Linked DNA regions of Homo sapiens: region 1 is linked to region 2. A link is an interaction called in ENCODE POLR2A ChIA-PET data of the cell type or tissue named here. Cell type or tissue: HCT116. All regions are shown on one strand. Links, peaks and the distances in the headings refer to the core of each region. The heading gives the core; the rest is flanking DNA. Region 1 overlaps PDGFB (platelet derived growth factor subunit B). Region 2 holds the start of SNORD83B (small nucleolar RNA, C/D box 83B).

Region 1 (15,547 bases), core at 3,977-8,976, 94 kb before region 2:
ATTTTCTTTCTTTCTTTCTTTCTTTTTTTTTTTTTTTTGAGACAAGAGTCTCACTCTCTGGCCCAGGCTGGAGTGCAGTGGTGCAATCTTGGCTCACTGCAACCTCCACCTCCCGGGTTCAAGTGATTCTCCTGCTTCAGCCTCCTGAGTAGCTGGGATTACAAGCGTGTGCCACCATGCCTGGCTAATTTTTGTATTTTTAGTAGAGACGGGGTTTCACCATGTTGGCCAGGCTGGTCTCGAACTCCTGGTCTCAAATGATCCACCTGCCTCAGCCTCCCAAAGTGCTGGGATTACAGGCGTGAGCCACCTCACCCACCCTACTTTCATCTTCTAGATGGTGGGAAGCTCAGAGAGTTGTAAAAGCCAGGTAAAAGCAAACATTTACTCGGCTGTGTGGCAGTGAATTCTATAGGAATGTGTTTGGTGTCAGGTCAAAGAAAAATCCAATTTATAGTGGTTTAGGGAAGAAAAATAGGCGTTAATCTTTCTTCCATAACAAGAAATCAGGAGGCAGTAACGCTTGCCTTGATGATGGCAGGGCTGGATTTCCTGCAATCTCTTTGTCATCCTTATCATCTCATTACTACAGAATGGCTGCTGACCCGCCAACTGTCACATCTGCATTCAAGGCAGGAAGAAGGGAAACAAGGAAAGGGCAGTCTCCCTGGAAGTCTCTGTCTTCTGATGAGGATGAGTCCCCACTGTCACCCTCCCTGCACACCCCACAGACTTCCTCTCATGTCTCATTAGCCAGAGTGCCGTTATATGGCCACACTCAGACCCACCATCGGTCCAGGAGAATCAGATGCCCAGGACTGATGAGACCAGCCTCTGGCACTGAGATCGCAGCATTTCAGCTGGTTCCATAAGCAGACCAGGGCTCTGTTTAGCAAGAGAAATAAGGAGGGATGGCTGCTGGGCAGGGTCTGCCCTCCCAAAAATTGCCACAGGAAGCAGTTCCCAGGCATAGTCCCATTTGATCCTCACACAATCTCATAAAGCTGAGACGATTCTCTGCCAATTTAGCAGACAAGGAGACAAAGCTAGCAAACAGCAGAGCTGGCACCTAGACCCAAACCTGGGTTCCTCACCACTCTGCCGCCTGCAGGTCACCAGAGGCCTCAAATGCACGGGGCTGCTGCCGGGTGTCAGTTACATCCGCCTCACCTGCACCTGCCGTCTCTTGGCTCTGAGTGTGCAGGTCAGGGTACTTGAGTGCCCAGGTACTGACAGGTGACTGCACCATGCAGAGCTCCATGTGGCCGCTGTGCACTGGAGAGCTTTGCCCAGAGCTATGGGCTGAGCCCCTGCCATTGGTTCCTTCATCCGTCCAGCGTCTGCAGGCCCCAGGCACCAAGGCAGGCCTTAGGAGGCACAGGCGCAGATCCTGACCTCAAAGACAGACTTTGGCACCCAGTGCCTTCCTAATTCAAGGAGATCTTGGGTAGAATGTTTGAATGCATTCAGAGAAGAAAAACCTCACTTCTGGCCAGAGAGCTGCAGGAGCAGGTTTTTTTTTTTCTTATTTCTTTCCCCAACTTTTTATTGTATTTTTGTTTGTTTGTTTGTTTGAGATAGCGTCTCACTCTATTGCCCAGGCTGGAGTGCAGTGACATGATCTCGGCTCACTGCAACCTCCACCTTCCAGGTTCAAGCAGTTCTCCTGCCTCAGCCTCCCGAGTAGCTGGGACTACAGGTGCCCACCACCATGCCCGGCTCATTTTTGTATTTTTAGTAGAGACAGGGTTTCGCCACGTTTCCCTGGCTGGTCTTGAACTCCTGAACTCAAGTGATCTGCCTGCCTCGGCCTCCCAAAATGCAGGGATTACAGACGTGAGCCACTGCGCCTGCACTTACTGTGTTAAAATACACATAACAAAAAATTTACCATTGTAAGCCAGGTGCAGTGACTCATGCCTGTAATCCCAGCACTTTGGGAGGCTGAGGCAGGCAGATCACAAGGTCAGGAGTTCGAGACCAGCCTAGCCAATATGGTGAAACCTTGTCTCTATGAAAAATACAAAAATTAGACGGGTGGTGGCGTGTGCCTGTAGTCCCAGCTACTCGGGAGGCTGAGGCAGAAATATTGCTTGAACCCGGGAGATGGAGGTTACAGTGAGTCGAGATTGGGCCACTGCACTCCAGCCTGGGCGACAGAGGGAGACTCTGTCTAAAAAAAAAAAAAAATGTGCCATTGTAACTGTTTTAAGTGTACAGTTCGTAGTATTAAGTACATTCATAATGTTGCGTGACCATCGCCCCCATTGTCTCCAGAACTATTTTCATTTTGTAAAACTGAAACTCTGTATCCATTAAACGCTAACTCCGCAATCCCCCCTCCCAGCCTCTGGCAACCACCATTCTACTTTTTGTCTCTATAATTTTGACTAATCTAATTATATCATATGATGGAATCATACAGCACTGGCACTTTTGTGAATGGCTTCTTTCACTTAGCAGAATGTCCTTAAGGTTCTTCCATGTTGCAGCATATCCCAGGATTTCCTTCCTTTTGAAGGTTAAATAATATTCCATTGTACGTTGATATAGTTTGGATGTTTGTTCCCTCTAAAATCATGTGGAAATGTAGGCTGGGTGTGGTGGCTCATGCCTTTAATCCCAGCACTTTGGGAGGCCGAGGCAGGCGGATCACTTGAGGTCAGGAGTTCGAGACCTGCCTGGCCAACATGGTGAAACCCTGTCTCTACTAAAAATACACAAGAAAGTAGCCGGACACAGTGGCAGGCGCCTGTAGTCCCAGCTACTAGGGAGGCTGAGGCAGGAGAATGGTGTGAACCCAGGAGGTGGAGATTACAGTGAGCCGAGATCGCGCCACTGCACTCCAGCCTGGGCGACACAGCAAGACTGGGCAACAGAGCAAGCCTCCTTCTCAAAAGAAAAAAAAATTTTAAAAAAGTCTGTGGCGGCCGGGCGCGGTGGCTCACGCCTGTAATCCCAGCACTTTGGGAGGCCGAGGCGGGTGGATCACGAGGTCAGGAGATCGAGACCATCCTGGCTAACAAGGTGAAACCCGTCTCTACTAAAAATACAAAAAATTAGCCGGGCGCGGTGGCGGGCGCCTGTAGTCCCAGCTACTCGGGAGGCTGAGGCAGGAGAATGGCGTGAACCCGGGAAGCGGAGCTTGCAGTGAGCCAAGATTGCGCCACTGCAGTCCGCAGTCCGGCCTGGGCGACAGAGCGAGACTCCGTCTCAAAAAAAAAAAAAAAAAAAAAAAAGTCTGTGGCACCCCTGCCCCCCACTCTCTCGTGCTTCTGCTCTCACCATGCGACATGCCTGCTCCGCCTTTGCCTTCCGCCGTTATTGTAACGTCCGTAAGGCCTCACCAGGAGCAGACACTGGCGCCATGCTGGTACAGCCTGCAGAACTGTGAGCCAATGAAACCTCATCTTTATAAATTGCCCAGCCTCTGGTATTTCTTTCTAGCAATACCAAAATGGAATATCGCTCTGTCACCCAGGCTGGAGTGCAGTGGCGCGATCTTGGCTCGCTGCAACCTCCACCTCCCAAGTTCAAGTGGTTCTCCTGCCTCAGCCTGTCGAGTAGCTGGAATTACAGGTGGCCGCCACCACGCCCGGCTAATTTTTGTATTTTTAGTGGAGACAGGGTTTCACTCTGTTGGCCAGGCTGAACAACAGAGAGTTGGCTGGCCAACTCTCGAACTCCTGACCTCAGGTGATCCGCCTGCCTCAACCTCCCAAAGTGCTGGGAGCACAGGCGTGAACCACCGTGCCCGGCCATGCTTCCACCTTTTGGCTATTGTGAATCATTCCACTGTGAACCTGGGTGTGCAAATATTTCTTCGAGACCCTGTTTTAAGTTCTTTGGGGTATCTACCCAGAAGTGGGATTGCTGGGTCATATCGTAATTCTGTGTGAATGTTTCTGGGGAACCACCCTGCTGTTTTCCACAGTGGCTATACCATTTTACATTCCTCCAGGGGCGGTTTTCTAGTGAATTTGAGGTTGACTTTGAAGATAGTCAGTGAAGTACAGATGTGGAGAAAGGCACGGCCTGGATATGGAGGAGGAGGGCAGGTGACAGGCGGGGAGGCTTGGGAGGAAGAAGCCTCCCTGGGCTGACCACAGAGGGTTCTGCATGCCTTGTTGGTGAGTGTGAGCCTCGCCTGGGGTCAGAAGTCATAGAAGGTTATGAGCAAGGGAGTGGCTTGACTACTCTGTGTCAAGAAGCCTAAGGGGGCAGCAGAGAGTGACGTGGCTCATGGTGGGATAGTCCGGGGTGAGGAGAAGGAACCCCAGAGGAGTTTCTCAATGGTTGGGTCAAAAGAGAGTGAGGACCCAAAACCAAGGCCACAGAAGGAAGAAGAAAGGACAGTGAACATGGAGCTGGGTCAGCAGGGCCCGGGCTGCGGTGAGGCAAGCCAGGCACACACCCGGAGCACAACATTTTAAAACAAGACAGGATCTGACAAAGCCAAGATTAGAGTGAGGCGAGCGAGGCATTGTGTAAGTGCTCGTTTCAACTCCTGTCTTGAAGTGAAATTTTGAAATTTTGGCTCATGGTAAATTTTTTTTCTTTCTTTCTTTTTTTTTTTTTTTTTTTTTTTTTTGAGTTGGAGTCTCGCTCACCCAGGCTTGAGTGCAGTGGTGCAATCTTAGCTCACTACAACCTCCGCCTCCCAGGTTCAAGCGATTCTCCTGCCTCAGCCTCTCAAGTAGCTGGGATTACAAGCGCCCGCCACCATGTCTGGCTAATTTTTGTGTTTTTAGTAGAGACGGGGTTTCACCATGTTGGCCAGACTGGTCTCAAATTCCTGACCTCAAGTATCTGCCCACCTCGGCCTCCCAAAGTGCTGGGATTACAGGCATGAGCCACCACTCCCGGACTGGCTCGTGGTGAACTTGTTTGCATTAATTTTGATTTCTTAAAATACTGCATGAGGCTGAGCGTGGTGGCTCACGCCTGTAATTCCAGCACTTCAGGGGGCTGAAGCAGGCAGATCATTGAGGTCAGGAGTTTGAGACCAGCCTGGCCAACATGGCAAAACCCTGTCTGTCCTAAAAATACAAAAATTAGCCAGGTGTGGTGGCATGTGCCTGTGGTCCCAGCTACGCAGGCAGCTGAAGCACAAGAATCACTTGAACCCAGGAGGCGAAGGTTGCAGTGAGCTGAGATCACGCTACTGCACTCCAGCTTGGGTGACAGAGCACGACTCTGCCTCAAAAAATATATACATATTGCATGAAATGATGACTTATTTTGATCACTGAGAATTTTTGGTGCCCCTTTAACCTTTGCACCTGGGGCAGGTGTCTCACCCTTAGTCCTGTCCCCACAAGACATGTTCCATCACCTAACAACATGAAGTGAGTGCCCATGGTGTGTCCGCAGCTGAGCTAGGATCTGGGAATCCAGTCATAGGTAAAACAGCTACACACTTCTTCATCCTTCAATGTACAGCCAAAGAGATCCTAAGTCAGAAGGGACAGCTATCTGGGCAGGCAGCCTCATCCTGTGCTCAGCTGGAAGAAATGGAAGAAACGTGGTACAGAATGAAACAGACATTCCACTTACGTTTCGTTGTTTTGACCACACACCGTCTGAACCGCACCTTGTAGGCTGTGGACCCAGGGACCACCCCCCGCCCGCCCGCCTAGAAACTAAAAATCCCCACTACGCCCTTTCTCAGACACAGCTGAAGTCTGTGAGGCTCACCAGTCAGGCACACCAACTCAAGACTGAACAACAAAATTAGTGCTGCAAAGAAGCAGAGCGTCTCCCTGGCTGAGCCGTGGAGCCACAGTGCCCAGTGCTGGGTATTCAGTTGGAAGGTGCCAGTCACAGGGGCTGCAGTGTCAAACAGGTGTTCAGAGCACTGACCTCAGGCTGCATTGGAGAGGACTGATCCTGTTTGCATACCACAAAACCAGGTCTCCAAGCCTGCTCAGCAATGCATGAGTCACCTGGAATTCTTTGAATATCCTTTTCAATATCCATTCTTTGAACATCCGTTTCTTTATAAGTTAACCGGAGCTGGTTTATGTTACCTGCAACTAAGAACCTTGCCTTATATAGAAGTTGGTGTCAGGAGTGGTTACAGGCAGTGGATGTTGGAGGAAGCTCGGAGAAGCTGGAATTGGTTATCTGGACTGCTTGGGGCTGAAGTCAGTAAAAATTCAGCACATCATAAGGGCTCAGATCTGGAAGCCATGGCATGCAGGGGAAGCAGAATGTCAGATTTGCCACCTGGAGTCACCGGGAAGGAAGAGCCCGTTGAAAACAAAGCTTCATTGAGAATTCATTGCCTTAGAAAAGAATGAAAGGAATGAGGAATTAGACTGAATGGGCTCTACAGCACTGCACTGTTAAAGATGCAGAAGCCCGTCTCCTAAATTCCTAAATTCTTGGCTCAAGACCCAGATCAAAAACTGAGGACTTCTGGGCCAGGTGCAGTACCTCATGCCTGTAATCCCGGTACTTTGCGAGGCCGAGGCAGGAGGATCACTTTTGCTCAGGAGTTCGAGACCAACCTGGGCAACATAGTGAGACCCCCATCTCTACTAAGTAAAGACCCTGTTTTTACTTTTTTCTACTAAAAAGTTTAAAAATATATATATCAGCCAGGCATGGTGTGTGCACCTGTAGTCCTAGCTACTTGGGAGGCTGAGGCGGGAGAATGGCTTGAGTCGGGGAAATCGAGACTGCAGTGAGCTTTGATCACACCACTGCACTCCAGCCTGAGTGACAGAGCAAGAACCTGTCTTAAAAACAAAAAAACTAAAAAATAAAAAATAAGGGAAGAAAGAAAACGAAGGACTTCTATAACTGCAGTAAAAATGTTTCCTAATTCTCACTGTGGTAAGACTGAGACAGCCAAAAATGAAACTCAAAATTCGAGCCTACAGAATGGTGAATTACATCATGAGCGATGCCATGGCCTCACCAGCTCTAAGGAGGATTCTGGCTGATTGGAACACCCTGAACCCTCACTCCCCGCCAAGTCCCCTTGCCAGCTGAGCAGCTCCTCTTCGCTGTCTGATGCGGCTGGTCCTGCCGAAGAAGGGACCCTGTAATCACCCTCATGTGGCCCCCATCCTCAGAGTCTTCAGCTGGAGTCAGGTGGCAGGAGGCCCTGAGGGGCGAGATTAAATAGCAATCTCAAACCAAAACCTGTGTAGAATGTCATTTCCTATCATCAGACATCTGGGGGAGATGTGTGAGTGGGTTCTGAGGACATACGTCAAGGAGGAGCGAATGCAGCTTTGGATGGGGCTGAATGTATCCATGCTGCTCCACCAACAGGGGGCCCTGCATCCAAGGTGCCAACTTCATCAGCGGGGGGCGGCCCTGATTGTTTCTACCACTGCTTTGTCGGCTGGCAGGTGAGGTGAAGGCCAACGCAGAGGTTGCCCCCCCCCCCCCCAACCTGGAGATGACAGAGACACCAAGGCATGACAGAGCCAGAGGAATGGACTGAGCATGGATGACCCTTTACCACAATGCCCAAGGACCCAAAGTACCGGCCCTACACCCACACGGCGAGCCACCTTGCAGAGGGCCCAACACCCTTCGGAATGTGTTAGTGTCCAGGGAAGGTGTCTGGCCAGTGGCCTGCCTCTGGATTTCTGGAGTGGAAACCAAGACCTGAGATGACAGAAGCCCGAGGCAGCAGTGACTGCCAGGGGTGGTGGGGGTGCATCACTGTCACAGGCACAGGGCCGGGTGCTGTGGCACACGCCTTTAATCCTAGCACTTTGGGAGCCCGAGGAGGGTGATCACCTGAGGTTAGGAGTTCGAGACTAGCCTGACCAACATGGTGACACCCTGTCTCAACTAAACATACAAAAAATTAGCTGGGCATGGTGGCAGGCGCCAGCTACTTTGGGAGGCTGAGACAGGAGAATTGCTTGAACCGAGGAGGTAGAAGTTGCAGTGAGCTGAGATTGCACCATTGCACTCCAGTCTGGGTGACAAGAACGGAACTCTGTCTAAAAAATAAAAAATAAAAAAAATAAAAAAAATAAAAACAGGCACAGGACCAGGTCACTGTCCCAACAGCCTGACCAACAGGGATTAGTGAAATATAAATAATAAGAATATGAATAATAAATAGTAAGAGCTATTTATGACAAACCCACAGCCAATATCATACTGAATGGGCAAAAACTGGAAGCATTCCCTTTGAAAACTGGCACGAGACAGGGATGCCCTCTCTCACCACTCCTATTCAACATAGTGTTGAAAGTTCTGGCCAGGGCAATCAGGCAAGAGAAAGAAATAAAGGGTATTCAACTAGGAAAAGAGGAAGTCAAATTGTCCCTGTTTGCAGATGACATAATTGTATATTTAGAAAACCCCATTGTCTTAGCCCAAAATCTCCTTAAGCTGATAAGCAACTTCAGCAAAGTCTCAGGATACAAAATCAATGTGCAAAAATCACAAGCATTCCTATATACTAATAACAGACAAACAGAGAGCCAAATCATGAGTGAACTCCCATTCACAATTCCCTAGGAATCCAACTTACAAGGGATGTGAAGGACATCTTCAAGGAGAACTAGAAACCACTGCTCAACGAAATAAAAGAGGACACAAACAAATGGAAGAACATTCCATGCTCATGGATAGGAAGAATCATTATCGTGAAAATGGCCATACTGCCCAAGGTAATTTATAGATTCAGTGTCATCTCCATCAAGCTACAAATGACTTTCTTCACAGTATTGGAAAAAACTACTTTAAAGTTCATATGGAACCAAAAAAGAGCCCACATTGCCAAGACAATCCTAAGCCAAAAGAACAAAGCTGGAGGCATCATGCTACCTGACTTCAAACTATACTACAAGGCTACAGTAATCAAAACAGCATGGTACTGGTACCAAAACAGAGATATAGACCAATGGAACAGAACAGAGGCCTCAGAAATAACACCACACATCTACAACCATCTGATCTTTGACAAACCTGACAAAAACAAGAAAAGGGGGAAGGATTCCCTATTTAATAAATGGTGCTGGGAAAACTGGCTAGCCATATGTAGAAAGCTGAAACTGGATCCCTTCCTTACACCTTTTACAAAAATTAATTCAAGGTGGATTATAGTCTTAAATGTTAAACCTAAAACCATTAAAAACCCTAGAAGAAAACCTAGGCAATACCATTCAGGACATAAGCATGGGCAAGGACTTCACGACTAAAACACCAAAAGCAACGGCAACAAAAGCCAAAATAGACAAATGGGATCTAATTAAACTAAAGAGCTTCTGCACAGCAAAAGAAACTACCATCAGAGTGAACAGGCAAACTACAGAATGGGAAAAAATTTTTGCAATCTACCCATCTGACAAAGGGCTAATATCCAGAATCTACAAAGAACTTAAGCAAATTTACAGGAAAAAAAAACAAACAACTCCATCAAAAAATGGGTAAAGGATATGAACACACACTTCTCCAAAGAAGACATTTATACAGCCCACAGATACATGAAAAAATGCTCATCATCACTGGTCATCAGAGAATTGCAAATCAAAATCACAATGAGATACCATCTCACACCAGTTAGAATGGTGATCATTAAAAAGTCAGGAAACAACAGATGCTGGAGAGGATGTGGAGAAATAGGAACACTTTTACATGGTTGGTGGGAGTGTAAATTAGTTCAACCATTGTGGAAGACTGTGTGGCAATTCCTCAAGGATCCAAAACTAGAAATACCATTTTACCCAGTGATCCCATTACTGGTATATACCCAAAGGATTATAAATCATGCTACTATAAAGACACGTGCACACGTACGTTTATTGTGGCACTATTCACAATAGCAAAGACTTGGAACCAACCCAAATGTCCATCAATGTTAGACTGGTTAAGAAAATGTGGCACATATATACTATGGAATACTATGCAGCCATAAAAAAGGATGAGTTCATGTCCTTTGCAGGGACATGGATGAAGCTGGAAACCGTCATTCTCAGCAAACTATCACAAGGACAGAAAACCAAACACCGCATGTTCTCACTCATAGGTGGGAATTGAACAATGAGAACACTTTGACACAGGGTGGGGAACATCACTCACCAGGACCTGCCGTGGGGTTGGGGGCTGAGGGAGGGATAGCATTAGGAGAAATACATAATGTAAATGATGAGTTGATGGGTGCAGCAAACCAACATGGCACATGTGTACCTATGTAACAAACCTGCACGTTGTGCACATGTACCCTAGAACTTAAAGTGTAATAAAAAAAATAATAATAATTTAAAAAGAAAAAACAGGCACAGGACCAGGTCGCTGTCCCAACAGACTGACCAACAGGGATTCGTGGATCTAAGGGATTCGTGGATCTAAGGGATTCGTGGATCTAATGGATCACAAGTTCCCAAGGGCAAAAATGGATGGGACCCTACAAGGACCTGTGGCTTTTACAACCAGAAAGGCCTGGGTTTGGTAAACAGGGGTCCGACTTGAGACCCCCTCCCCCACTGTCCCCCGGACAGAGGCACGCATTCCCTCCCCCAGTCCCAGACCCGAGTTAGTTTGCAAACCCAGACCTCCCTCAATGAAGGAAGACCTGACGTTACACCTGGAGTCTGCGCCGTGAATCTCCCCACAGGGGGACTGTGGACTTGGTCGTTTACCACATTTACAGGAGAAATAACTGTGTAACGGGAAGCCGGTGGTGGGGGTGAACCTTGCTGAGCCCTTGTTTCCCTTGTTTCTTCATCTGTAACAGGAGGACTGGAAGTGAGGCAGGAGGCAAGACTCGACACTGGACCAGATTGAGGACTAGCTAAAACAAGGAAGAGGCAAAAGCACCTTTCCATAAGACACACCCATCAGTGTGCCTTGTCACTTTACCATTGCCATGGCAACATCCAGACATTAATGCCTCTTTCCATGGCAACGACCCATGACCCGGAAGTTACTGCCCTTTATCTAGAAATTTCTGCATAATTTTCCCCGTAATTTGCATATAATTAAGTGGGTATAAATATGACTGCATAATTGCTCCTGAGCTGCTACCCTCAGCATACTGACCTTGGAGTAGCCCTGCTCTGCAGGAGCAGTCTCAGAACTGTTAACACTTCCACTTCAATAGAGATGTTTTCTTCCCCTATCAGCTCACTCTTGGATTCTTTCCTGAGCAAAGCCAAGAACCTTCCTGGGGTAAGCCCCAATCTGGGGCTCACTTGCCCCACATGACAAGTATCATCAACTTAATTGAGCAGAATAACGGGACGGTGCCTGAGTATGCATGCACACACTGACTGCAGCTGAGCTCTTAATCCTCTGTGATTTTGTGTTCATTCTTTCCATTGTTTCCATCTTTAGTCCACCATGCTGTGATCAGCCAGTTTCAGGATGCTGAGAGGAAAAAGATGACAACTCCTACCATTGACCAAAGGCCAAATATGTGCCAGGGGCAGTGCTCAATCCTCATGTCTCTAACCTGTGCAACAGTTCCGTAAGGTCACACAGAAGGAGTGAGCAATGGGGGTCTGATGTGTTGTCTCCTCTGTGGCACCAACCTCCTCAGAGGTAATAGAACAAGGTGACAACAACAGAGCCTGGGAGTAAGTGAGGGTGAAAAATAGAAAAGGGAGGAAGAAAGAGGATGGATGGATGGATGGATGGATGGATGGATGGATGGACAGGTAGATGGATGGATGGATGGATGGATGGATGGATGGACAGGTGGATGGACAGATGGATGGACGGATGGATGGATGGATGGACAGGTAGATGGATGGATGGATGGATGGATGGATGGATGGATAGATGGATGGATGGATGGACAGGTGGATGGATGGATGGATGGATGGATGGGCAGGTGGACAGGTGGATGGATGGATGGATGGACAGGTGGACAGGTAGACGGACAGAGGGATGGACAGATGGATGGATGGATGGACAGGTAGATGGATGGATGGATGGATGGATGCACGGATGGATGGACGGATGGATGGATGGACAGGTGGACAGGTAGACGGATGGATGGATGGACAGGTAGGCAGGTAGACGGATGGTTGGACGGACGGATAGGTAGATGGGTGGGTGGATGGGCGGGTGGATGGGTGGATGGATGGACAGGTGGATGGATGGATGGATGGATGGATGGATGGATGGATGGATAAATACGCAGATGGGTGGGTGGGCGGGTAGGTGAATGGACAGGTGGGTAGATGAAGAAGTATAGACATGGAGAGAGACAATGGCTAGATAGACTTAGAAGGTGAATTAAACATGATCCCAACCCTCCAGGATTTCCCAATCAAGGAAGAGGGTGTGCTAAGTGTGGAGCTTGCCAAGAAGTTGAAATATTTTATCTGTAGTGACACACTCAGAGTCTTGCATTTTCCAGCCACACCATAGTGTGTGTGATGAAGACCAGCCAGGCAGGCTGTGACTTGGAGCCAACATACTTGATTGCTCCAATAACAGATTTGTATGTTGCTTCATTTGACAGGCTGGTCGAGTGCCTACTAGGTACGAGGCACTGTTCTAGGCTCTGAGGACAGAGTAGTGAACAAGGTAACTCCAGGTGGAGTTTCCATGGGGAGTGGAGAAGGGAGATGAGGAGAGATATACACGTGGAGTGAGCCAGATGAGGCCAGATGCTACAGAGATCAACAGAGCAGAGTGAGAAAGGGGGGCTTGGGGCAGGGGCAGGTGGGACAGGATGGGTGTCACTTGCATGGATGCCTGAAGGCAGCATAGGGGTGAGTCACAGCTCCTCTGAGATTGGGGAGAAGCAGGGACTTCCCCAGGATCATCAGTAACAATGTGGCCGGGTCAAGGCTGTCACCCAAGTACATGGACAGGTGTTGGGGTTCTGGGGTTCCTGAGCTGACACTTTAAAATACTGGAAACACACCAGACATGGTGTCAGCAGAGGAGGAAAGGGTGGAGCTTGGACCTAGCCACCAGCAGCTGCATGCTCTCCCTAAGCCTGCGTGCCCTCCCTAAGCCTGCGTGCTGTCCCTGTCCTGTCTGTTATCTCCTTCATCCCTCAAAAACGGTCTTATGTGTACTAGGAGCTCACGGATAGTTTACTTTAGTAGCAGTAAATGTTTCACATTTTATTATTTTACAAAAGCAAAAATTGCTGTCCAAAGAAAGCTACAGCTCCACGCTCTGGTTGAAGGCTGAGGGCCGGGACCAAGAAGACACCTTGGGGAAATGAGGATCTGAGTGAACAGAGGAGAGTTCCTAAGAGTTCGCAAGGTGAAGCTGAGTGCCTGAGGAGGGTAGGAGAGAAAAGGACCAGCCCAGCAGCCATGTTCTCTCTCTCCCAAAGTAAACGGGGCTATTAGGATTAGGTTCAGTTGCAAGGGACAGAAAACCCAAAACCAGAGTAGCTCAAACAGAAAGAAGTTTCTTTCTTCCGTGAAAGCTCCTGAACAAGGCAGCCCAGGTATTGGGGACCCTGCCTTCCATCTTGCTCCATAATCCTCAGCATGTGGCTTTCACCTCATGGCTCAACATGGCTGCTTGAGCACCAGACATCACATCTGTATTACAGCCAACAGTGCAGTGGAAAGGCATGAAGAAAAGAATGCTTTCTCTCCAGCAAAGGGGTTTCTGGAAGAATGCCATTTTAGCCTGGCAACATTAAGACCTTGAAAAAGCCCACCGGGCCCCTGGAAGGCCCACGGACTCTGCTGCGCTGCTGTATGGGATGGCACCCAGGAAATGGGCACCCAGGCCTCGGAAGTGCCTGCAGCAATCCATGGCACAGACCAGCTGTTGGTAGCTGCCAGGATGCTGCACGCACTGGGCTCTCCAGCTGACTTCTGATGTCCGTCTCCTGGTGGAGTTGTCTCTTCCTCCTCCCAGCCAGATCCTTCTCCTGTGCCCTGGAAACTGAGAACACTGGGGATTTAGGGGAGAAGGGAAGGCCCCAGTCACGATTGGGCAGGCAGGGGTAGGAGCTGCCAGGTAAACAGATCCCTCTGATGTGCACGGCCCACTACCACCATGGGTAGACTCTACTTCCTCAAGGGCAGGGCTAGGAACCCCAGGATGAATTCAAATCAAATGACTATAAAATCTCCTGGCCGTGACAGGCACATGTCAGAGGTTCAAGAAAGTGAGTGAGTGAAGGAATGAATCAGTCCATTGATCAATCAATTGCTGGGAGCCCAAATGTTATTCAGTCTAACCTCAGCCACATTGTTCCCCAGTTTTCGCTTACACACTTCCAGTGACAGGGAGCTCACTACTTCAGGTGGCAAAATGGTTTTAGTTTTAGATTGCCCTTATGAGCCAGATCTTTAGCTTCTGGGTCCCTCTCAGCCCCAGTCCACGCTGCAGGTGGGACCTAGAATACATTTAGCCTCTTTTTTATGGGCTGGTACCCAAGTCTTCATGAGCAAGAGAAAGCGCAGAACACAGGAGCTTGGAGCCCACGCACCTTTCCTCATCCTCTCTGGCCAGAGTGGGTCTGTGACTTGCCCAAGGCCACACAGCTGGCTAAGGGCTAAGCCAAGACCAGACCGCAGACCCGGCTTTCCACTGTTTCCTTCTAAATCCCACATCCCCTCTGGGACTTCCTTCAGTGTTCCCCACAGTGGGCACTCCCTCCCCACATCCAGCCCACCCCACGATGCTGAGGATCCACTTCCTCTATGGAGACCCTCAGGCTGCAGAAACCCATCTCTCGTCACTGCCAGAGACACGCACAAGTCCACGTGTCAGGAGCTGTGCCAGGACCAAGACCAACAGAGTAGCCTGTGTGTCTCTTCTTCCCGCCAGACAGAGGCCTCCCCCAAGTTGCAGGCCTGCGTGTATGTGCACGCATGTGTGAGCATGTATGTGTGTGTGTGTGTATGTGCACGCCAGTGTGTGAGATCACGCCTGAGGCTCCCAGAGTGAGAGGAACACGCCGCAAGCTGTCGGCACATCCTGCCAAGGCAGAAAGGTTAATTGTCACGCACGATGCCAACAGACAGACCTCCGGCGGATTCATTTGGTTTTGTTTTGTGGTTATTTTTTTTTACAACTTTAAATACGGAATATAAATAAATTTTACATTTAAAAAATAAAAGGAAAGCCCCCAAAAATATAATCACCGACTTTACAAACTGAAGGAAGCAGGTTTTGGAAGGCGGGAAGGGGGAAAGTGCAGTAGGTGGGAAGGGAGGTGGGAGCTCAGATCCCACCCCAGGGGGTCTTGGGGATCTTTTCCCTTCTCTCCCCCATTCCCAGCCCACGAGCTGGTTTCCTAGGAGGAGCCACCAGAGGTGGAGCTCAGAAGGATCAAAGATGGGGAAGTGTGCAAGCAGGGAGGGGTGCGGGCAAGAGGGCTGCACCCTCCCTTGGAGACCTTCTCCCAGGTGTCCCACACCCACCTGGAAGGGCAGTTGCTGGAGCAGAGGACTTTGGGAAATGGAGGTCATGTGGACAGCAGTGTTGCCTCCCTGCCCCTACCACAGTCTCCCTCCTATTTGGCCACTCCAAGCCACAGGCTGCATCAGGGGCACAGCCAGTCCACAAGGAGTCTTTGTGTGAATTAGGAAAAGGATCCTTTTCCTCTTTACCTACATCTGCCAGAAATTGTCATAAT
Region 2 (15,547 bases), core at 8,237-13,236:
CTTCCAGGGCCTCCGCCAGGAAACCTTCACAGGCCCCTTTGCCCCTTAAGACTTTTTCAGCCACCGAGTCGGGTGCTCTGGCTTTTTTTTTTTTTTTGAGATGGAGTTTCGCTCTTATTGCCCAGGCTGGAGTGCAATGGCGTAATCTTGGCTCACTGCAACCTCCGCCTCCTGGGTTCAAGCGATTCTTCTGCCTCAGCCTCCTGAGTAGCTGGGATTACAGGCACCCGCCACCACGCCGGGCTAATTCTTTGTATTTTTAGTAGACACAGGGTTTCACCATGTTGGCCAGGCTGGTCTCGAACTCCTGACCTCAGGTGATCCATCCGCCTCGGCCTCCCAAAGTGCTGGGTTTACAGGCGTGAGCCACCGCGCCCGGCCTCTGGCCCTGTTTTCTAAGTGTTTGGTATGAGTGTCTCACCTTCCTGACCTGGGCTGTGATGGTGCCTCCCCATCAGCCTGGAACCAGATGGAAACCATGAGCTGAGGCCTCCGAGCCCCTGCTCAAAAACCTCCCATGGCTCTGCACGGCTCCAGGACAAAGTCCAATGCAGCCTGGCACTTGGGGGAGGTGGAACATGTGGCTGCACTCCAGCCCCATCCCTTGGTCCCACTGGGCATGGGTATCCCCGAGTTTCTCGCAGCCCTCACCCATCCATCTCTCCCCCTGCAGGCTTGACCCTTGCTGCCCTGTCCCTGTGGCCACTTTCTCTTCTTCCTCTTTCCTGGCCTGTTCAGCCTCCCCTGAGACCGCCTTCCTCCGGGCTCCCTGCCTGGGGTGGGACCCCTCCCCAGCTTGCCTCCCCAGCTTGCCTCCCCAGCCCTCACACCACTGCACAGCACTGGCGGCCTCTCCCTCTGCCTGGCGCCCCCTCCCTGAGGCTGGCCTGGGTCTCGCTCACACTGGATCTTAGACTGACGCCCGTGGTGAATGTGAGCTGACGGCCAAATGTGGGTCTCAGCCGCTCACACGCCTTCATTCATCAAATCCTGGCAACAACAGGAGGTGGCCTGTTAATTAAAATTAGCCAAGCATGGCGGCAGGAGCCTCAGCATGTCCATTTCTCAGATGATGAGACTGAGGCACAGTGTGGTTAAATCACTTCCTCAAGGTCACGCAGGAAGTGGTGCAGCTGGGAATGGAACCCTGAAAGTCCGCTCCAGAGTTTACACGCATCCTGTCCTCTTAGGTCACTCTGCCCCAGGGGAAAAGGACAGAAGCACCCAGCCCCACAGCTCTGCGGAACCAGAACCCCTGTCTGGAGCCCCTGGGCCAGAGACCACCTAGCTCTGCCCCCTGAGGCTCTGAGAGGTCCCTGGTTCCAGAATCCACTGCCCCCCACCCCACAATATACACTCACACAGACAGACATGCAGACACACAAGTCACACACAGACCCAGACACATGCCCTGGGCTCCGGACCGGCTGCAGGAAGCACGCAGCTGCCCGAGCCTTTTTCACTTCAGCTTTTCCTAAATTTGCTTTGAGGAAGTTGCTGCACCTTGGAGTTCTCCCCGGTCTCTCACGCGCTCCAGACCACATCTCCCCCGCCCTCCCTTCTCTGGAAGCCTGGAGAACAGAGACCCAAATAAAGGGCCCTGCCCTAGTGGGACTCGGGGAGACACGCAGTGACCATGACACAGAAGTGCATCCTGCTGCCGGTGGCAGGCGACAGTGCCTGGAACAGAGGAGGCAGAGTGGGGTGCGGGGTCAGGAGCCCTGGGGCAGCAAGGTTGCAGCTGAGAAAGTGGCCTCTGCAAATTTCCAGGGACGAGCATTCCAAGAATCGGGGAGAGCCAGTGCAAAGGCGCCCGAGGCGGTGGCCAGCCTGCTGCATTGCAGGAACAGAGAGGAGACCTGTGTGGCCATGAGGCCTGGGAGGAGCGGGTCCTGGGCACTGTGGTGGCCTGAGCTCTCACTCTGCATCCAGCAGAGCTATGGAGGGTGTGCAGCAGAGGCAGGGTGCAATCTGACAGGGGTTTGTTTGACTCTGGCCGCCGGGTAAAGGATAGATGTGAGCATCAAGAACAGAAGTGGGGCTGGGCACGGTGGCTCACGCCTGTAATCCCAGCACTTTGGAAGGCTGAGGCAGGTGGATCATTTGAGGTCAGTAGTTCGAGACCAGCCTGGCCAACATGGTGAAATGCCATCTCTACTAAAAATACAACAACAACAAAAAATTAGCCAAGTGTGGTGGCAGGAGCCTGTAATCGCAGCTACTCCAGAGGCTGAGGCAGGAGAATCACTCGAACCCGGGAGACTGAGGTTGCAGTGAGCCAAGATTGTGCCACTGCACTCCAGCCTGGGCAACAGAGGGAGACACCATCTCAAAAAAAAAAAAAAATAGAACAGAAGCAGGAAACCAGGCAGGAGGCCAGAGGGGATTGGGTGCTGCTGTTCCACCAGGGCCATGCAGCCCTGACCATCTGGGTGACCCTGGGCAAGTCACCTCATTCATTCTTAGTTTATGCGTGCGTGCCTTCAGGCAATGGGTCTTTCAACAAACGTTCATTGAACTCCTACGATGTGCTCAGCACTGTGCTGGGTGCAGAGGGTACAAAAAAGGCAAGACAGACACAACCCGGGACCCAAGGAGGTCCCCGCTTGGCTGGGAAGATGGACGTGGAGCACAAAGTGGGGAGGGAGAAGCAGAGAGTGCAAAAGAGCAAACATCAGGCAACCCCGATGCAGGTGGGGGTCAGGGAAGGCTTCCAGGAGGAGGTGACATTGGAGCCAAGCCCGGAAGGGCAAGTTGGGGTTCCCACCACAGACAAGAGGGAATGGCATTCTGGGCAGGAAGAATGGCCACACAGGAGCTCTGAGCATTGGCCTCCTGCTTCCCCAAGGGGCTTCCTCTCCTCTACCTCCCCAGGTAGACGAGCCCAGAGGAGCCTGGCTGTGGAGCCCAGTTTCTTCTCCTGTGAAACGGGGGTGACCTTTGTGCCTGCCGCCCCCTTCCTCAGGTGTGAGGAGCAAATGGACCATGCACGACAAGAGCAGGTGCAATGCCTGGCTCATGGGGCACAACGAGCCATGAGATCCACTTCCCACGCCCACCCACCCATCCAGGATGGAGAAGTGAGTACCCTGGGATGAGGTCCAATGGAAGATCTCAGGGAAGGCCTCCCACAGCCCACCCGCAAATATCTCCCTAACTCACTGCCTGCGTGCCTGAAGTCTCTCTCACAAACTCATTCCGAGGTAGGAGGTCGGACTTGACTCCAGAGGCACAGCTCAGACACTGGACCAAATTGAGGACTAGCTAAAACAGGTCGGTGAAGCACCTCCCCCTAAGACACGCCCACCAGTGTGCCATATCAGTTTACCATTGCCATGGCAACTCCCTGAAATTGCCAACCTCTTCTATAGCATTGACCTAACAACCCAGAAGTTGCCCCCTTGTCCTGTAAATTTCTGCATAACCCGCCCCTTCATTTGCATATAATTAAAGTAGGTATAAATATGAGGGCAACCCTGCTTCTGAGCTGCTGGTCTGGGCCCACTGCCTATGGGGTACCCCTGCTCCAGGAAGAGCGAGACCTCTGCTGCTACTGTACACTGTCACTTCAGTGAAAGGTGCTGTTTAACACCATCTGCTCGCCCTTGAATTCTTTCCTGGGAGAAGCCAAGAACCCTCCAAGGCTAAGCCCTAATTTGGCCAGCCCTTTCTTGTCCTGCATCAATCAATTCCTTGGCATCATGAATGCCCACCCTTCCTGTTCAGGTTAACCCTGGCAGGGCATTGCTCAGCCTTCACAGCTCAGCTCAAGCCCCCTCTTTCAGGAAGCCTTCCCTGATTGCTAGAGCCCACAGCATCTCTCTGTCAGTCTTTTCACTCTGTACTTCCTTTGAGCTTTGGAGTCCCAGCCTCACAGCTGAAAGGGCTCTGAGAAATTGTGCAACCCTGCCCTCCCTCAGCCTGAGCCCCCATGCCACAGACAAGGAAACTGAGGCCCAGACAGGCCTCACCAAGCCTGCACCATGAGTTCTCAGGAGAGCTGGCACAGGAGGCCACCCCAGTGCCCATCCCGGTCACTGTCCACTATGCCATGCAGCCAATGCAGACTGGGTTTGCCATTCATTATTTATTTATTTATTTATTTATTTATTGTATTATTATTATTATTATTTTGAAACACAGTATCACTCTGTCGCCCAGACTGGAGTGCAGTAATGCGATCTCAGCTCACTGCAACCTCCACCTCCCGGGTTCAAGCGATTCTCCTGCCTCAGCCTCCTGAGTAGCTGGGATTACAGGCACCCACCACCAGGCCCCGCTAATTTTTGTATTTTTAGTAGAAACGGGGTTTCGCCATGTGGGCCAGGCTGGTCTCAAACTCCTGACCTCAGGTGATCCACCTGCCTCAGTCTCCCAAAGTGCTGGGATTACAGACGTGAGCCGCTGCGCCTGGCCCCATTTGCATGTTTTTAATAAATTATAAAATCCTTCACACATGCCGAAAGAAGGGAACAGCTATCTCTCTGCAACATGGGAATTTCTCTGCAACTTGCCCTTTTTGCTCTGCACTGAGAGGTCCCTCCGTGAGGGGCGTCTGTGACTCCAGCTCCACCTGCACTGCCACGTGACGCTCCCAGGCCGAGGAGACAACGCTGTGCATGATGGCCTCAGGGCCAGTGGACTTTTGGATGGTTTCCAGGCTCATGCTATTGATCAGGTTTTTAAAGATCAAAGTGTAGTGGCCAGTTGTGGTGGCGTCCGTCCGTAATCCCAGCACTTTGGAAGGCCGAGGCTGGAGAATTGCTTGAGCCCAGGAGTTCAAAACCAGCCTGGGTGACATAGTGAGGCCCTGTCTCTACAAAATAATTTTTTTTAAATTAGCCAGGCATAGAGCTGGGCACAGTGGCTCACGCCTGTAATCTCAGAACTTTGGGAGGCTGAGGCGGGCTGATCACGAGGTCAGGAGTTGGAGACCAGCCTGGCCAATATAGTCAAACCCGTCTCTACTAAAAATACAAAAATTAGCTGGGCGTGGTGGCACACGCCTGTAGTCCCAGCTACTCAAGAAGCTGAGGCAGAAGAAATGCTTGAACCCAGGAGGCAGAGGTTGCAGTGAGCTGAGATTGCACCACTGCACTCCAGCCTGGGCAACAGAGCAAGACTCCGTCTAAAAAAACAAATTTGCCAGGCGTGGTGGCATGCACCTGTAGTCCCAGCTACTTGGGAGGCTGGGGCAGGAGGATCACTTGTGCCAGAAGGTCGAGGCTGTGATGAGCCAGGATGGCATCACTGCACTCCAGCCTGGGCAACAGAATAAGACTCCGTCTCAAAAATAAAAAATAAAAAAAGGTCAAAGTCTGCCAACTCCTGAATTCAAGGCCTCGTGTAAAACAAGCTCACCCAAACAGGGGTTTCATAGGAGCGGCTGGTAGGCGCTTCATTCGTCCCTCTGTCCCAGTCTCTTCCACCTCCCAGTTCTTCACTGAGCACCTACTGTGTGCTGGACCCTGCTGGCTGCCAGGCCTGCAGAGGTAACCCTGAGACAGAGGCTGGGGAGGGCCATGGTGGGAGGGCAGCAGCTTTGCAGCTCCAGCCTGTTGCCGCCAGATCACCCTATTGCCTAAAGAAGCTGGAAATGTGAGTTCTGCGTGAAAGCAAAGGTCAGTACCCTTTAATTTTCTTTTGCAACTCTGAGGACCAAACAAAGCATAACTGCGAGCTGGGCTGGCCCTTGAGCTGCCAATTGCCAGCCCAGGCAGCTCTTTTCCACGCACCACACCAGGATTGTAGACAGGGACACCGAGGCACAGGTGGAAGGGCGACTCTGGTGGTCTCGCACGGCTGAGGCACAGCAGCCTGGGATGAGCTGGCAGGCTGCAGCCGCCTAGTGAAGAGCCTTGAATGCCTGTTGGTGCCTAATAAAGGTTGGTAACGGTGACATATGAATACAATTGACCCTCAAGGCTGGGCGCAGTGGCTCACTCCTGCCATCTGAGCACTTTGGGAGGCCAAGGTGGGTGGATCACCTGAGGTCAGGAGTTTGAGACCAGCCTGGCCAACATGGTGAAACACCAACTCTACTAAAAATACTAAAATTAGCTGGGCGTGGTGGTCTGTGCCTGTAATCCCAACTACTCGGGAGGGTAAGGCAGGAGAATCTCTTGAACCTGGGAGGCAGAGGTTGCAGTGAGCCGAGATTACACCACTGCACTCCAGCCTGGGCGACAGAGCAAAAACCTGGATCAAGAAAAAAAAAATACAGCTGACCCTCGAACAACACGGATTTGGACTTGGAGTTTCCACTTCTTTTTTTTTTTTTTTTTTTGAGATGGAGTCTCACTCTTGTCCCCCAGGCTGGAGTGCAATGGCGCGATCTCGGCTCACTGCAACCTCCACCTCTTGGGTTCAAGCGATTCTCATGCCTCAGCCTCCTGAGTAGCTGGGATAACAGGCGCGCGCCACCATGCCCAGCTAATTTTTATATTTTTAGTAGAGACGGGGTTTCACCATGTTGGCCAGGCTGGTCTCGAACTCCTGACCTCAGACGGTCCGCCTGCCTTGGCCTCCCAAAGTGCTGAGATTACAGGCATGAGCCACTATGCCCAGCCAGATTATCTTAATAACATTTTCTTTTCTCTACCTTACTTTATTATAAGACTATAGTATATAATACACGTAACACACAAAATATGTGTTAATCAACTGTTTTCACAGTCAACAGTAAGTTATTGGTAGTTAAGGCCGGGTGCAGCGTCGCATGCCTGTAATCCCAGCACTTTGGGAGGCTGAGGCGGGCGGATCACTTGAGGTCAGGAGTTTGAGACCAGTCTGGCCAACATGGTGAAACCCTGTCTCTACTAAAAATACAAAATTAGCCGGGTGTGGTGGCAGGCACCTGTAGTCCCAGCTACTCGGGAGGCTGAGGAAGGAGGATCTCTTGAACCCAGGAGGCAGAGGTTGCAGTGAGCCGAGATGGTGCCACTACACTCCACCCTGGGCGACGGAGCGAGACTCCGTCTCAAAAAAAAAAAAAGTTACTGAGTGTTAAAATTTTTTTTTTTTTTTTGAGACAGAGTCTCGCTCCATCGCCCAGGCTGGAGTGCAGTGGCGTGATCTCGGCTCACTGCAAGCTCCACCTCCTGGGTTCAGGCCATTCTCCTGCCTCAGCCTCCCAAGTAGCTGGGACTACAGGCACGCACCACCACACCCAACTAATTTTTTTGTATTTTTTTAGTATAGACAGGGTTTTACTGTGTTAGCCAGGATGGTCTCAATCTCCTGACCTCGTGATCCACCCACCTCGGCCTCTCAAAGTGCTGGGATTATAGGCATGAGCCACCGAGCCCGGCCAGTAGTTAAGTTTTAGGGGAGTCAAAAGTTACACCTGGATTTTTTACTGCATGGGGGGTTACTGCCTCGATCCCCACATTGTTCACAGGTCAGCTGTAAATGAATGTGCAATGTGGAGCCAGGGAAGCTGCTGAGGCGGGAGGTCCTGCCTCTGATTAAATGTATATGAGAAACGCTGGGAATAGTGGTTCCCAGGAAGCAAGAGGGAAGCACTGGGCATTGGGCTGGATCTTGTGTCTGTCACTCCAGATCCTCAAGCCGCCCTTTCACCCACTTCTCTGTGCCCCAGGATGCTGACTTCTGGGGACTATATCAACTAAACTCCCTTGCCACTTCCAGCTGGGTTCAGCCATTGGTGTCACCAGCAGAACAGAAGGTTGGGGTCAGTGCTGTGCTGGTAAATGTCTAACAAGCAGCTCCCTGGAGGAATGGCCCTGATCTCTAGTGTCTGCCTGTTTCCCTGATGTAAATATTCCTGCTGCGGGTGGAGATGGTGTCACAGATGGATGGGGGATGACATGGTGTCTTCATCATAGGCTCTGGTGTTGCCAAGCCAGTGTGTCCATAGGCCCTGGGCCATGGGGGAAGATGGCGTGGCGTGTCAATGTCCAGGTGTGTTCCCAGCTGCTGGCATGAGGATGAGCTGGGGCTTTCACACCAGCTGGTCCTCCTCTGTGCTTGGATCCCCATCTATCAAGTGGGGGTGACAGGCAGCTCCTTGCTGCCCCCTGTTGAGGGGTTTCTGTGCAGTAAGGCACACAGTCCTGCCTGGCCCAGTGCCTGGGGCCCGTGAGTCTTCAGTAACAGCGGCCATGGTGGTGACCATCGCCTGGGTCCCTGCTTATGCCCCGGGCTGGCTGACCAGGCTCAAGGATGGCCTGGGGTGGAGGTCTGCTGGAGAAGCCCACTGGGGAGGAGACAGCGGCCAGTAGGATGGGGAAGTTGGCGAGGCAGCTATCTTTAGTGCCTTCCCTCACAGCCGTTTTCCTCTGCCGGGCTAAGCAGGACTCTGGTGGGGACCGGGTGGGGAGGGGTCACTTCTCCATAGTCACATGAAGCCCAGTGACCTGAAGACCAGCTGTGCAGGCTCAGGGCCCAGCAAGGGTGGGGCTGGCTGTGGTACCGGGCTCCAGGAGACCTCATCCGTAAAGAAGCAGGGGCCCACTGTAGGAGCCTGGGAGAGGGTAGGGGGCCAAGGAGCATTGGGGGTCGCAGTGGCTGCTGGGAAACAGTGTCCCTCCAGTCCTCACCCAGAGCTTTCGCAGCCCTCCTGCACCAGGACAGCGTGGTGTGATGGTTGTGCGCTCGTGTCTGGAGCCTGGATTTTATATCCCCGCCTCGCCACTCCAAGAGTCTGACCTCGGAGACTGTGACTTAACCTTGCTGAGCCTCAATTTCCTCCCTGTGAAAACAGAAGTGATGCCGGGGCTCAGTGGCTCACACCTGTAATCCCAGCACTTTGGGAGGCCGAGGCAGGTGGATCACCTGAGGTCAGGAGTTCAAGACCAGCCTGGCCAACATGGTGAAACCCCATCTCTACTAAAAATACAAAAATCAGCCAGGCGTGGTGGCGTGCCTATAATCCCAGCTACTCAGGAGGCTGAGGCACAAGAATCGCTTGAACTCGGGAGGTGGAGGTTGCAGTGAGCTGAGATCGCGCCACTGCACTCCATCCTGGATAACAGAGTGAGACTCTGTCTCAAAAATAAGTAAATAAATAAATAAGGTAACTCTGGGCTGGGCGAGGTAGCTGAACGCTTTTAATCCCAGCACTTTCTGAGGCTGAGGGGGGAGGATTGTTTAAGCCTAGGAGTTCGAGACCAGCCTGGGCAACATGACAAGACCCACTCTCTACAAAAAATACAAATATTAGGCCGGGCGCGGTGGCTCATGCCTGTAATCCCAGCACTTTGGGAGGCCGAGACAGGTGGATCACGAGGTCAGGAGATCGAGACCATCCTGGCTAACACGATGAAACCCTGTCTCTACTAAAAAATAAAAAAAAATTAGCCGGGCGTGGTGGCGGGTGCCTATAGTCCCAGCTACTCGGGAGGCTGAGGTGGGAGGATTGCTCGAGCCTGGGAGGTCAAGGCTGCAGTGAGCCGTGATCGCACCACCGCACTCCAGCCCTAGGCGACACAGTGAGACCCTGTCTCAAAAAATAAAAATAAGGTAACTCTGAAAAGAGTTGAGTACAAACCTTGGCACACCGTAGGTGCTCAACAAATGAGCCCTCTCCTTCACCCTTGAGGCAGCATTCATTGGCTTTACCGACCCCTGGTAGCCTAGAGTGAGGGTGAAGAGATGCCTGGGCTCACGTCCCAACCCCACCAATCATACAGCATCCCTGGGCAAGTTATTCATCCACAAGCCCCAGTTTCTTACTGTAAAATGTGATCATAACAGAACCTGCCTCAAGGAGTGAGCCTGATGACTTTTTCTCTGTGTGAAATGCTCAGTGCCTAATACAGAGCAAGATGCTCACAATGATTGCCGCCTGCTGTCCCGCGCACTGCCTTGACCTGTGAGTGCTGCTGATTGTGGGTGAGCGGCTGGTGAGGTTGGGCTCTGGATGGTTCCTGGATGCTCCCTTCCTCCCTCACTCTCAGGCCCGTGGAGTTACCGCAGCGCCCCCATTATCTGTGGTTTCACTTTCCTTAGTTGCAGTTTCCAGCAGTCAGCCACAGCCTGAAAATATTAAAGAGAAAATTTCAGAAATAATTCATAATTTGACATTGCATGCCATTCTGAGCAGGGTGATGAAATCATGCAGCGATGATCGTGACTCATTCCTCTGTCCAGCGTCTCCGCGCTGCAGGCGTTCCCGCCCGTGAGTCACTTTGTAGCCCTCTTGGTGATCAGAGAGAAAAAGCCTAATCCACAGAGGGTTCCGTACTATCCGCGGTTTCAGGAATCCACGGGGGGTGTCGGAGGGTAGGGGCTACTGTAATTTCCTGCCTCCCGTGAGGTTTGCATCAGGCAGTCTCCTGTCGGTGGCCTGGCCCGGGCTCCTGAGACTGCTCCTGAAAGGGAAAGGGACTTTGGGCTCCTGGGAACTGCCCAGGAGGCAGGGCAGAGGGACCCCCAGAAGTTGCAGCAAGTAGCTGCATTATCAGCTACGAGGTTGAGAACCAAGGGGAGGAAGGTGAGCTGCCAGCTGCATGGGGCTACATCTGGGTGGGGGGACAGAGACAGAGCAGCACAGCCCCTGCCAGCAAGGCTGTCAACGAAGATCTAGGCAGAGAGCAATTTGGGGTGAGCCCACAAGGTGGCGGCCAGCCACTCACCCCTCTACACCCCGTGGCCATCCCCAGGTGAGCTGAGCGAAGTCCCTGGCTCCGTCACACCTTTTAAGGCAAAGGCAGCTCCCGCCACCACCTCCCTGTTCCCACTTGCTCAGAAATTCCCAGCAGGTATTTTTTCTTTTTTTCAGGAGGAATGGAATGGGACTTCTTGTTCTGTCACCGCAGGATTCCGGCGAGGCCTGTCTAGGGGTTCTGGTGAGAGAAAAGCGTGACAGGAAGCGCATGCCAGCAGGCACTTGGAGATGTACCCTTGGTGACATGCACAGGCACGGCAGCCGCCCCACCCACCACAGGCCTCCGCTCGGGACAGCGGGGCACACGCACAATACAGACGAGGCCCAGAGATGCAGAGACCCCCAACAAACCTTCTCCATGCTAGGGAGACAGGAGATCCAGCTGGGAATGAGCCCATATCATGAAGCCCCTCCCTCAGGAGCTCATACCGGAGCCCAGGAGCCTTGTCCCACCCCAGGGCCTTCGCACTCACCATTCCCTGGCGGGAGTGAGTGTTCCAGCACAGGGCTCCACAGGCAGGACCCTTGATACCTTTCAAATCTCAGAGAGGCCTCCCCGACCCCACCCACATGACTCCATCCCAGTGACCTGTTTTATTTCCTCACAGCCGTCTTCACTTCTAAACTGCCTTTTTTCTTGACAGGATCTTGCTCTGTCACCCAGCCTGGAGTGCAGTGGTGCAATCATGCATGGCTCACTGCAGCCTTGACCTCCCAGGCTCAAGCGGATCCTCCCACCTCAGCCTCCCAAGTAGCTGGGACTATAGGCACGCGCCACCATACCCAGCTAACTTTTAAATCTTTTGTAGAGACAGGTCTCACTAGGTTGTCTCAAACTCCTGGGCTCAAGCCATCCTCCCGTATCAGTCTCCCAAAGTGCTGAGATTACAGACGTGAGCCACCACACACGGCAGGCAAGGAAGGGCTGAGGGGCTGTCAACAGCAAAGGCTCAGCCCCCAGTCAAGCCAGGCTGCCCGTGAGAAAGGCTTTCTGTGCACTTGGGCACATGTGGATAGGTACGGGTGTGATGCCAGCCTCCACTTGCAGCCTGCAGGTGTGTCTGTGGTACTGGGTGCCTATGTGTGTGTCCTGAGCCTGGGGGAAGACAGACAGACTACCCCTAGGGGCCTTTGTTCTTTGCGTCCTGTCATCCTGGCCATACCCAGAACTCGGTACAGAGCCCTGGACAAGCAGCCAGGCTCGGCCAGGACATCTCAGACCAGCAAACCCTTTCCTTTCTGGGCTGGTAGGCAGCGGGGCTCCAGGCCCAGCCTAAGGGATGGGGAAGGGAGGGGACAGGCTGGGACCCCTGCCCAGTCAGCATCCCCACCAGGACGAGATCTAACCATGGAGACTGACAAGAGGCAGCACCCAGGAGACCAGGCAACCAGGTCTCACACCTGGCCCTGCCACTAAGGTGCCTGGTGGCCTTGGGACAATAGGTCATGACCCATTCCAGCTGTGCACTTGACTCCCATGACTGCGGGGCATCCGAAGACCCTGATGCAGAAAGGAACCCTGCCCAATCCAAAACCCCTAGCAGGGCCCTCTTGCAGGGCACGTGCCGCACTCACCCCCTGGTGGCTCCAACCTGAAGTGCAGCTCCAGTCACCTAGGCCCAGGCTGCAGAGCCAAAGATGGGAGGGGCTGCAGGAAGGAGGGTTCTGCCTTGAGACCAACTGCCCCAAGCCAAGCTCAGAAGGAGCTGGAGACTTGCAGGGTGGACAGACACACGTGGGGAAGGTTCCCGCTGCACACAACTCAACTCTGACCTGCCCCTGCCTCAGGACCTACATGGCACTTATCCGCTCTGCACCTGGATGACTTTTTTTTTTTGAGACGGAGTCTCGCTCTGTCATCCAGGCTGGAGTGCAGTGGCGCCATCTCGGCTCACTGCAAGCTCCGCCTCCTGGATTCACGCCATTCTCCTGCCTCAGCCTCCCAAGTAGCTGGGACTACAGGCGCCTGCCACCACGCCAGGCTAATTTTTTTGTATTTTCAGTAGAGACGGTGTTTCACCGTGGTCTCAATCTCCTGACCTCGTGATCCGCCCACCTCAGCCTCCCAAAGTGCTGGATTACAGGCGTGAGCCACCGCGCCCGACCGACTTCAAGATATTTTAGTGCTTCACCCTGCACCCTCAGGTCCACAGGGAGACAGTGACAACTTGGGCATCTCCACAACTGTTCTCCCGCAGTCCCACACACGCCCCGAGCCCACAGGTGCACCCTGCACGCTGATCCTCAGATCCCAGCTATTGCCAATCCATCCGAATAAACAGAGACTCAGACACACAGTTAGGGTCCCGGTGACTAGCAGGCCTGCCAGACACTGCTGGGTGGACAGTCAGCTGGCGCAGCTGGGGACTCTATCCACAAGTAACTCAGCGAGGGATGGAGTACAGCACAGCGCCTGCTCACAGCCACAGCACCTTGAGTCTGAGGGAGCAGCTTCGACAGCATCAGGGGACCTGCATTCCACACCCCGTCCTGGTAGAGCCTAGGTGCAGCTTGAGCAAAGACGGGGAGTCAGCAAGTGGGTCCAAGCACCAGGGTCTGTGCTGGGCTTCACCGAGATCACCGGGCTCCAGGCCAGGTCACAGGGGTCAGTCCAGAGCCTGGGGGCTTCCTTCAGCTTACAGCAGCAGCTGCACCCCAGCATCCTGGGCTCCAGGGACTGAGGGCAGCAGGCACTCAACGTGCAAGTCAAGAAAGCACATAAGTCCCATGCCCGAGGGGGCTGGGGTACAGGGGCCATCTCCAGTGGGAACAGGGACTGCACCAGCCAAGTCCCAGAAGGTAGACCCCAGCCCAGAGGGGACACAGCCCTCTGCCACATGTTCCAACTAGGCTTCCAGCTGCCGAGCCGGGGAAGTCCCTTAACCTCTGTGCCTGTGTTCATGTTCTCCCAGTACCAGACTTGGGGTGCAGATTACAAAAGAACCTGAACAAGCCTTAACTGGAAGCCACCCTTCCCTGGATTAATTTAAAACCAAATGAACTTTTTAAACAAGTAACAAACCCACGGTCTGCCTGCACACCAGCATCAAACGCGCCAGGGAACATCCAGGCCTCCCTGTCTCCTTCTCGTCTCCACAGCACTGGCATCACCCAAGCTGTGCAAACAGCAGAGACCCAGCTGCCTCACCCTGGTGACAAACATTTGCACAATGCCCACTGCTCCAGGCTGGATTTCTACAGCTCAGCTGCAGAACCAGGCCCAGCTTTTACCTCCCTCCAGGGACTGAGGGTGGGGGACAGAGTGGGAGGCCAGAAGGCAAACCCAGCGAAGCTACAGAAAGGAGGGCAGTGGCCTTGGGGAGCACAAGGCACCTCAAGGGCCCCCATCTGCCTCCCCAGTCCCAGCCTCTCTCCTGAAGAAAGAGGCAAGATGTCAGTGGAAAATAACTTTTATTGAGACCCCACCAACTGCAAAATCTGTTCCTGGCATTAAGCTCCTTCTTCCTTTGCAATTCGGTCTTTCTTCAGTGGTCCCTGTGGGGAGAGAGGCAGTGGTCAGAGGTAGAAGATGACAGGTGACAGCAGATGCCCACTCTAGAGGAGACCAAGACTCTGGGCCAGTCTCCACAGCCACAAGAGAGGCCTAAGGCATCAAGACCACCCCTACCCCGGCTGGAGCCAAAGGCAGGCGGCTGCCCAAGCCACCACACCCAGCGAGGGGGGCAGGCAGAGGTGCTCACCATGAATGCTTTCTTCTCCTCCATGGTCTGGAAGCGGCCATGGCCAAACTTGGAGGTGGTGTCAATGAACTTAAGGTCAATCTTCTCCAGAGCCCGCCGCTTCGTCTGCACCAGCAAGGACTATGGGCCAAGAGGGGAAGGGATTTAGGATTACGAGGAGCCAGGCTTTCCTCAGCACTGTTCACAGCGCCCCTGCATCTGGGAAGCCACACGATCAATTCAGCCTCCCCCACCATCCGGCAGATGAGGACACACTCAAAGCAGCAAACAGCCCAGCAAGGCCAGACTGGGAATTTCCTCATCTCAGGACTTCAAAGCCAGTGTGAAAGGACTGCCAACACCCTCTCCTTCCTTTCCTCTCCCACCACAGGGCCACCAGCGTCTGTGGCCTTGGATCCTCCCTCTACAAGAGCCCCCCCATGACAAGTCAGGACCTGCCTCACCTTGCGGAGGGTGAGCACCCGCTTCTTGGTTCCCACCACACAGCCTTTCAGCATGACAAAGTCATTGGTCACTTCACCATAGTGGACAAAGCCACCCTGGAAAACGAGCATCGGATCAGCACAGGCCCAGGAGGGGATTGTCGTGCAGATGACCCCTCCAGGTTCAGGCCCTCCCTGACCACAGGGCTGTTCTCAGAAGGAAGGCAACAAGGAACGGTTCCGCAGTCTGTCTCGGGCGCTGTGCCCAGCGCACATTCCAGGCCTCATCACTGAACAGCTGAGCCTGAGACCCCACTTCTCACCAGCCAACCCCGACGAGTGGACTCAGATGACAACATGCCACTTACAAGGGACACAGCTAGGTGTTGTGTTGGCTTCAGTTAACGATCCTGCTAGCAGCCCCTAGGAAGCAGCCTATCCCCAAAAGCACGAGGCCTGGGATGGCCTCACAGAGCAGAACACCCATTACTTACCAGAGGGTTGATGCTCTTGTCAGATAGGTCATAGTCAGTGGAGGCATTGTTCTTGATCAGCTTGCCGTCCTTGATAAGGTAGCCCTGGCCAATCTTATAAATCTGAATGAACAAGAAGGGTGTAAGGCTGGGGCATTAGGGACAAATAACCCAGACATGCCAGTGTGCTGACCTGCAAAGCACGCTAGAAGGCAGCTGAGGCCTCAGTCCCAGTCACAGCGTATCCCAAGGTCAGAGCAAAAAGCTGGCTGGCCCTCCAGGTTCCTTTCTGTAAGGCGGCTGGGCTAAAACTAAAGATCC

What was found. Peaks named below come from ENCODE experiments on the same cell type or tissue, not always from the same donor. Only the 100,000 strongest peaks of a DNase experiment are listed, where the experiment ranks them.
Region 1: POLR2A ChIA-PET joins it to region 2 with 10 read pairs; 19 of 35 experiments call an interaction of 5 or more read pairs at or near these places.

Annotation. Positions count from the first base shown.
Region 1 is chr22:39,208,735-39,224,281 of GRCh38, forward strand. It overlaps PDGFB (platelet derived growth factor subunit B), which reads right to left. Exons shown (of 7, transcript NM_002608.4): 7 at 14,625-15,547. Among named protein-coding and RNA genes, the nearest start is that of PDGFB, 28 kb to the right of the region's middle. RefSeq lists enhancers at 645-1,145, 4,328-4,947, 4,948-5,566, 5,583-6,782, 7,426-8,043. In HCT116, for the core only: CTCF peaks have their summits at 4,180 and 7,266 (motif pointing right); DNase peaks (open chromatin) are centred at 4,167, 5,937 and 7,307; H3K4me3 peaks cover 1,899 bases; H3K27ac peaks cover 2,412 bases.
Region 2 is chr22:39,298,860-39,314,406 of GRCh38, forward strand. It overlaps RPL3 (ribosomal protein L3), which reads right to left. Exons shown (of 10, transcript NM_000967.4): 7 at 15,248-15,349; 8 at 14,775-14,870; 9 at 14,332-14,451; 10 at 14,023-14,125. The coding sequence ends at 14,081. It overlaps SNORD83B (small nucleolar RNA, C/D box 83B), which reads right to left and starts at 15,052; the gene lies at 14,960-15,052. RefSeq lists enhancers at 9,715-10,914, 11,833-12,373 and silencers at 11,234-11,443, 12,178-12,639. In HCT116, for the core only: CTCF peaks have their summits at 10,589 (motif pointing right) and 12,207 (motif pointing left); DNase peaks (open chromatin) are centred at 10,192, 12,322 and 12,799; H3K4me3 peaks cover 1,411 bases; H3K27ac peaks cover 3,803 bases.